Linked DNA regions of Homo sapiens: region 2 is linked to region 1. The links are chromatin contacts, found by Hi-C or POLR2A ChIA-PET in ENCODE. All regions are on one chromosome and are shown on one strand. Each heading gives the region's core, a stretch centred on a gene start or an enhancer-like site at or near the end of the contact. The rest is flanking DNA. Distances are from core to core; before and after follow the strand shown.

Region 1 (4,297 bases), core at 1,306-3,805:
TCCTCTGGGTTCTTGTTCCCCTGACGTACCTGCTCCCTGAAGCTTCCCAGATTTCTAGAGCAGCACTGTCCAATCAAAATATGATGTGAGACACATAATTAATTTTAAATTTTCTAGTGGCCACATTTAAAAAAGTAAAAAGAAACAAGTAAATTTAATATTAATTACATATTTGGTTTAACCCAATATACCCAAAATATCATCTCAACGTGTAATCAACATAAAAAATTAACACACTATCATACATATTTTCTTCTATACTGTCTTGAAACCTAGTATGTATTTTACATTTATAGCCCACCTCAATTCAGCCTAGCCACATTTCAAATGTGTCATAGCCTCATGTAGCTAAGGATTACCTGGCCAGCACAGTCCTAGGATACTCATGTTCCTCCCCAACTCCCTCTCCTTAATATAATTTCTGCTTCCAGACTGAGCTGACACTTCCTTCAAGAAGCCTTCCTTGATTTCTCTACTTCCTTCGTATGCCTATGAGAATGAAATGAGTTAATATATGTACATTGCCTAGGATAGGTACTGGCACATAGTAAACAATGGAAGTGTAGCTATCATTATAATACCATTTACTACGGTTGTAATAAACTGATCAGTTGTGTAACTATTACTTCACATTTTTCTCTCCCTGTTATGCTCAATGGTCCACAAGGAGAAAGGACCCTGCCTGCCTGTCTTTTTCGTTGCTCTTTTCTTGGGACCTGGGTCTGGCACAAACAGATGAATATTCAATATAAATGTATTGAATGAATGAATGAATATAAGGAAGTATGCTTGGGGTTAAGCTTAAGCATTCTAATTCTAATGTTGCAATGGATTAAAATCATAATCCTGGATGACAATGGTATCAGATTCCATGTTTATAGAGGTTCAAACTAGATCCTAAAGAGAAATGAAATCTGGTCTCACAAAGGGAAAGAAAAAAAAAAAAGACAAAAACAGGATGGTGTGGCAGAAAGGGCCCAGACTTTGAATTCAGATACACCTGGGTCTGAAGGCCTGCCACCTCACCTACTATTTGTATGGCTTTGGAGATGTTACTCAACTTCTCCAAGTCTCAGTTTTCCCATCTGTAAAATGGGATCTGAGCATCTCGTTGCGTTATGTACCTACATGTACAGTAAGTTTGTAAGTGGCAACAACACAGGCCCTAATCTCGGCTCAGCCACACTCAGTGAGGCTACTTAAGCTTTCTGTACCTACTGTGTGTGTGTGTGTGTGTGTGTGTGCGCGTGTGTATTCTTTTAGTAGTTAATGAGATATGATACTTTACATGTAATATTTTCTTTAATTTTCATTCAACAGCATGTGATCTTTCTTTTTTTCACTCCACCTTTCCCCCATCAAATGAGGAAGGAAAGCTCAAGCAGTTTACTATTTTGGGAAAATTGTGCCATCGTGCTTAGTACATAGTGTGTATCAGACTTAAGAAAAGGACAAGAATGAAACTATTAAAAAAATTTCTCCAACTGGCAATTAAAAGACAATGGGAAAACTGCTTCTATGTTTAAGAAAAAATAATTTAACTCTTAATTTTATTGCCACTTATCTACTTTTGACCATATATTGAGGATTCCCCCCCACCTTCCACCACCAGTGGAACTGGGGAATAAAACAACAAAGATTGAAGATGTAATGGAGAAAAGAGTGGAAACAACCCAAGACAGTGATGAAGGGGAATCTCATGAAATCATCTGTGTTGCAAATCTAGAGAGGTATGATGTACCACAGTGGAGTAACTGGATGGATGGAATTCACCTAAAAGGAGATATTCAGGGAAAAACAAAACAAACAAAAAACAAAAACAAAAACAAAAAACGCTCAAACTATTACACTAGGTTATATATATACATATATATTTTTTTTCTTTTTCTCTTCCTATTTTCCTTTTCCATTTTACGTGTTTCAAATTTACAAATAAAAATTGTAGATATTAAAAAAAAAAAGAAAGAAAGGCCCTTGGGGAAAACTGTAAAACTTGCCACTTTAGTCTCCACACCCTTTCAGCCTTCTTCAGCCTTCTTCCAGAAAGCCCTCTCTTGTGCCATGTTGGTTCCTGGAATTTTCTTCTCTCTCTAGTTCTCATAGATGAAGTAGTTCCCAACCACAGTCTATGAATTTTGCTGCTTGTTGAAGAGGAATGCCAGACACCTAAAAAGGGTTGGCACTTGCAGCTCAGCAATCTCAAAGCTCTCCATAGAGTTAAAAGCACTCTGCTACAGGGCTTTTTCCATTACATCCTTAATGTCCATTAATGCATTTTCCCCACTAGACCCCTGAATGTTATGGGCAGATATAGCCCATGTCTATCTCTGGATCTGAGCCCTTAGCAATCAGCTGCACACACAGTAGGTGTGGCTAAACCTGTGCTAAATGCATATGTGAATGCATGATGCATAAGTGACTGTGATTGCTTCCCCACCAAAATGCACAGAAGACTGACAGATGTGTGCGGTGAGAAGCTAGAATGGGAGGAGGTTGGTTGCTTGTTTAAAAATGAAACTGAACAGGCTGAGAAGCTTACTCACGCATCTGCTTTCCTTCAGTGTCCTCTGGGGAGGAAGGGGAGGGAGAGGGGGAGTTGGGAGCCTAGGAGGGCTGACAAGGTGCCCTCTTCAGCACTGAGTCAGCAACACCCGGCCCTGTGGACACAGGATGATCCTGATTTCAGGGGCTGAGTCACATGAATAACTGGAATAGTTGTTTAGATCATAATGAATTCCCAGAACCTTTCCAAGCCAACCAGCAGGCACAGGCTCTCTCCCTACCCGCAGCACTTTCCAGCTTTGTGACTTAGCGGAAAGAAAGAGGCCGAGCCTGGATCCTGGGAGAGGACAGGCTGCAAGGGAGTAGGGCACAGGGATCCTCACCGCTTCCATTGCCAAGCACTGCAGGTTGTTTCTGGACCTTTTTGTGTTTCAAGGAAGATGCTGAAAGAGACTGGCATTGCAGGCATGAATCCTGCACAGAGTGCACAGCTGTTGTGTTGCCGGGCAAATGTATGGGCCAGGGCCCTGGCACCTTACAGTGAGTGGTTAGGGTGTCAGTGATACTAAATGCCCTGGGAGTCCAGGAAAATATCCTCTGTGAAATGTCATTAGAGGTCTGTGTACCTTGGATGAAACAAGATATCTAAACTCTAGCCCTAGAAGAAACTGTATATGAGAGGGGGACGGCTAGCCTCCAAGGGATTTGGGAATGATGCATGATTCTACAGGTTGCATCTTCTAAGCTGCAAGTCAAGAGCTCAGCATCTCCCAGAAATGCCTGTTCTGAGCTCCATGGAAGTCCTACGTGAGTGCCTTGTCCAAAATATTGGCTCAGTTCAAAGTTTATGTCTCAGTGTTTCCTTCCTGAGAGTATCCAAAGAAGATCTCAGCCTTCTGTGATTTTGCTCTCCCCTCCTTGATATCACATCCACTATGAATGTCTCACCCAGGCCAGTGAACAGACCCTATTGCCACATTATTCATGTTTATGTTTGCTCTAGGGCAGTGGTTATCAAGCTTGAGCACACATCAGAATCATCTGGAAGACTTATTAACACAGATTTCTGGGTCCCACTCCCAGAGTTTCTGATTTAGTAGGTCTGGGATAGGCCCTACATTCCCAATAATACCCAGGAGATGCTGATTCTGCTGGCTCCAGGATCACACTTTGAGAACCCCTGCTCTAAAGCAATGTTCACAAGTGTATTTTTAGATCAAAGACCCATTGGAGAATCTGTCGAAAAGCTTTTCTACCACTTCCCAGTAAATAATACACAAATGCTAAAAAATCATTAAAATTTCTTTACAATTTCAGGGTTCACTAGATTTGCAGAAATTCATCCATGAACTTCTGGGTTAAAAATGAAAACTTCTGATTCTGGCCCAAACCAGAATTAATAAGTGGGATGAAGATTCATAAGGTATAGGAAAGCAGATTTTAACATTAATCAGAGGAACTGATTGAGCAAAGTAAGCATTTGTTTTGTAAAACTAGACTACCTGGTTTCAAATCCTGGTTCTGCCATTTGCCAGCTGTGAGCTGTGCTGCAGTTTTTGCATATGTAGACTTGGAATGACAATAGAACCTACTTAGTTCGTACATGCAAAGTGCATAGAATAGAGTCTGGTGCATAGTATAAAAGCAATAATTGTTCCCAATTTCTTTAGCTTGATTGACTCCTATTGAGTCAACTTCCTGATATATTCCAGGACTTCTCTACATCATCCCAGCATCCAGAGATCTAGTTTAGGTACTATGTCTAGTCTACTATATGGCAATATCCTCCCAAGTG
Region 2 (4,297 bases), core at 1,108-3,607, 330 kb after region 1:
CTATTTCACAGAGTATCTTATAAAAACCGACATGAAAAGAAAGTCTGATTTATAGAATCCTATTTCCTGACATTGTGAATACTAGTTCAGGACTTTGCTAACTACTTTTTGACCAGTGTGACTGATTTATTTCCCCATGCCATCATCAACCCAGCTATGCAAGTACAGGAAGACAGGGTATCTAATAACCAGATGGTGAACAAGATCTGTATTCTCTTGGGTATACTAAGCTATTCTGAAAATTCAGTTTATAGGGGTACAGACTAAGGGTTATATATCTCCAAACAAATGTGTTTGTCAAGTTGATGATCATGTTTACCAAGATCCTTTTATCACCAGCTGAGTCCTCTTTTAGTGGCTTAGGTCACCCTGGAATTATTTCAAAAACCAGCCTGATGTTTAGAACCTCCTGTGGGCTCGGGCTTGCCAGACACAAACCTAAAATGAAGCCTGTAGCCTTCATGGTAGCAAACTGTAACCTCAAGCACAATTATATGAATCATGGACAAATGTTTTCACTTTCAAGCAAGTTTTTGCCGCAGCAAAAATGACCACTTATCTAAGAGGCTGCATATTTATATATATATAAACAGTTTTTGGACATAAGAATCTTGACTATTATTTCCCACAGAGAATTACAGATTTATATATGTGTGTCTATGTGTATATATATGTGTGTGTGTGTGTGTGTGTCTGTGTGTGTATATATACATATGTGTGTGTGTGTGTCTGTGTGTATATATATATATATATAAACACCATATTCTGTGTCTTTTATATATAGTATCACTTGATTATTATAATTACCATGAAGTGCCATTGTTCTTCTCATTTTATAGGTGAGGAAACTGAAGCTCAGAGAGGTGAAATAACATCACAAAGCTAAGAGGTTGTAAATTTGGCACTTTTAAAATTATCTAGTTATTACAAAAGTTGATCTTCAGATCAACAAACTTAACTGACATTTCCTTTTTGGGCCCCATTTTCTACTCTGTGAACTGAGGAGGATTGAATTCAGTGATTCTCAAACCAGAGCATACGTCAGAACCACCTGGGGGGATTCTTAAAACACTGATTCCTGGGCCTGCTTAGAGTTTCTAAATCAGAAATTCTCTGGAGCGATTAAGAACTGGTGTTTCCAATAAGTTCCCAAGTGGTGGTTCCCAGCCACACTTTGAGATCCATTGGAGTAGATGATCTCTCAGTGTCTTCCAGCTGTTACATCCTGGAGGGTCAGCAACCTGCCATACTTCATTGGTGTGTGACCAAAAATACTGCTTCTTCATGGAGTGACTTTCCTACTACTTTTGCCAAGTTTGTTGGTTAGCCAGGAAAATTCTCAACATGAATGGAGGAAAATGCTGATGAAAATCACTCCTTCCTGTATTTATTAACTCATTTGCCAGACTAATATTTACTGAGTATACCCTTTGCAGATATTGTGCTACATACTGGAGATAGCACATGTGAAGATACTCAGCCCCTGCCTGCGAGATGCCTATCAACTATGGAGAAAACAGATGATTAATTTATTGTTATTACTAAAAGGGAAGTGCTGAGACCTATGAGAATAAAATACTTCTCTAGGATTTGTGATTATGACTTCAAACTTTTCCTAAACAGGACTATTTTCTACTGTGGTCTTAAGTCATAAATTGTCTATTCTCTGTATCTAGTTCGATTCTGTTCTTAGCTTTTTGAGGTATTTCTTTATTGGGACAGGTCAGTAAGTGGCATTTTCATTTATTTTTTACCAACCTAAGCATTTCCTTCCTGCCCTAGATGAAAACTTAGCTTTGTTCAAAATTTGCATTTTCATTTTTAGCCTATGGTGACAGTTTAAATCAACAGCAAAAGCAGAAACCCTTGTCTAAAGCAATTTCCTCACTGTTATTCCAACTTCAGTGAAATGAGAAGTCCTGGGGAGATGAATTCAGACTGTCTTCTCTACTCCCACCCCTTCTCCTAACAGTTTGGCTTCTTGAAAAAAAATAAAAGATGAAGGAAGCAGGGGTCTTGAAGGGAAGATGTCTACTGTAAAAAAAATAGGGAAAGGAAATAGTGTACTGATAATGGTTATCATTTGTTGAGTGTGCATTATATGCCAGGGACTGTCGCCAAACATTGTACATGAATTAGCAGGTAAACTTCCCCAGTAACCAATGAGGTACAGGTACCATTATTATCTTCCTTTTACAGATATGGAAATTGAAGCTCACAGAGGGTAGATAACTGTCCCAAAGTCTCATGGTTATTTGATGGAGGAACAGGAATTCAAAAGCAGGCCTGACTCCAAAATCTCATGCTTTTTACCAGTAAATTAGATCTCCAGTCATTTCAATCCCTGCATTTTTCATAGGGATGGTGCTGACTCATTTGGCTTCCTGGTTTTCTGACTCATCTCACTGAACAGGGCCAGATCCGATATGTCTTCTGCATTCTCCCTTATATCATCTTTCTCCCTGCTCCCTTTTCTATTATGGTCCACCTACTCTATCATCTTCTTTCCATGGGCCTTAAAGGAATACCTTCTTGTGGACTGTCTCTGTGATGCAGTAGAAATCTGGTAAGCTTGCCAGGGTGTAAAAAGTGCATTTGTTTAGGACTGTAATGTTTATTTGAAAGGGACTTTCAATCACAGACATGACTTTTTTATGAGCCTCATTATATATCCTTGTGATTGGAAAAATGCATCAGTAAATAATGCCTCCATGAAGAGTCACTCTCACTTGCATTATTTTAAAAGATTTGGTAATAAAAAGTACTCAGATTATTGATAATCCATAATTAATATGAAGTAAATAATGTGTGTTTTCAAATAAAATTCACCATGATAAGTGATGAGAGTATGGGCTTTTATATTTCTTTGTAAGTCAGAGACTTATAAAAGATAGGTTATCCATCACTAAGGAATATGTAGACACATTAATTTTAGCATTCAGTTTTTTTTCTCTCTTTTCTAAAAAACATGATTCTATTCTTCAAAAGAAAGAGTGGTTTTATTATTTTTCCAGCTCTTTAAAATGGTTCAAAAATCTTGGCCTGCAGACATCTTTTTAAAAAATCAATTTTTCAATAATTTAGAGTGAATCACACCCATAGGGGGGATGTGCTTTCAAAATAATTAAAGTAGAGGAGGCAGGATTATAGATCTTGAGAAAATGTGCTTGGAAAATGTCCTTTGATTTGTTGTGAACCCCAAAGCTTTGAATAAAATAGGATAGGACTGGAATCAACTTCTGAACTTTCTCACTAGCTAGTGGCATGTTACCAGTAGTCCAGAGAATGCTGAATGCCCATCTAATCTACACTGTCATCCCTTTTATTAACAAAACTTAGGCTTTTAGGGTACATCAGGGTCTTTCATTATAGACTACATTTCCCAGCTCCCTTTGCAGCTACACATGTTCATCTAAGTTTTGGCCAATGAGGTATAAGCAGATGTGTCCTGTGGGATTCCTGAGACGTCTCCTTTAAGGAGATCAGGCAGTGGCCATCCTCTTTCCCTCCCCTGGGTCAGGTAGATTGGCTGGTCAGGTAGGTTAGCAGTGACTTTGGATAAGGGGGACAGACGCCATACTCCAGGGATGGCAGAACAGTGAGCTTTTGTGGAACTTCCATACCAGCCTTGGATTCACTACCTCTGGACTTTGTTTGTATGAGTAGGAAATTTGTTTATTTGTTTTTGCTGTTGTTTTTGCTTTATTAGAAAATCACTGTTTTGTAGATTTGTAGCTACACTTAATCATAACTAATAAAAATGGTGACTCATAAGGTTTGGGAAAACAACAGTTAAATTAAGGTAGTAAGTTTAGCTATCATTATTGAGCACCTACTATTTACTAGGAACTGTTCTAAGATCTTTATTTGTAATAGCTCACATAACTCATTCAACAGTCTTTCTAAGAGACTTACCCCCATTTTACAGATGGTCAGTCACAGAGAGGTTAAATAACTTGCCCAAGATCATACAGCCAAGCCAGGAGTTAAAATCTTCAGTCTATCTCTTAAACTTTCTGTAAATCACTGTGATGAAGTGACTTGACAACATTCTAAAAACAAGTAAAACTGGACCTAAACTCCAACTTTTCCCTATGTAGGATACCTGTCTCCTAGACTTGTTGCTAATTATGTTAGTTGGCCTCTGGCACATCACTTAGAGCCCCTGTGCCTCAGACTTAACACTAATAAGAGGCATGGGACAATACCTCACCATTGTTTAGTATCCATTCTGAGCCTGGCACTGTGCCAGACACACAGATGTGTGAATGACAGCGCACCCAGAGGGAGACCATGC

The links. Hi-C counts contacts between places; a loop is a spot of excess contacts on that map. ChIA-PET counts read pairs that join two places held with the same protein, here RNA polymerase II (POLR2A). Pooled maps may share reads with other maps.
Region 2: a map of endothelial cell of umbilical vein shows a loop between it and region 1 (2.0-fold over the local background). The contact joins two enhancer-like sites. A Hi-C loop is called at or near these places in 1 of 168 maps with a recorded cell type or tissue (endothelial cell of umbilical vein) and 5 of 50 pooled maps. POLR2A ChIA-PET finds 5 or more read pairs at or near these places in 1 of 52 experiments (activated T-cell).

What each region holds. Positions count from the first base shown.
Region 1 is chr1:59,148,581-59,152,877 of GRCh38, forward strand. No RefSeq gene overlaps it. Among named protein-coding and RNA genes, the nearest start is that of HSD52, 3.9 kb to the left of the region's middle. Within about 2 kb of position 2,556, at least 25 of the 41 ENCODE cell types and tissues checked have a DNase peak (open chromatin) inside an H3K27ac peak, as active enhancers do.
Region 2 is chr1:59,481,899-59,486,195 of GRCh38, forward strand. All of the region lies in intron 6 of FGGY (FGGY carbohydrate kinase domain containing), which reads left to right. Among named protein-coding and RNA genes, the nearest start is that of FGGY, 190 kb to the left of the region's middle. Within about 2 kb of position 2,358, at least 3 of the 41 ENCODE cell types and tissues checked have a DNase peak (open chromatin) inside an H3K27ac peak, as active enhancers do.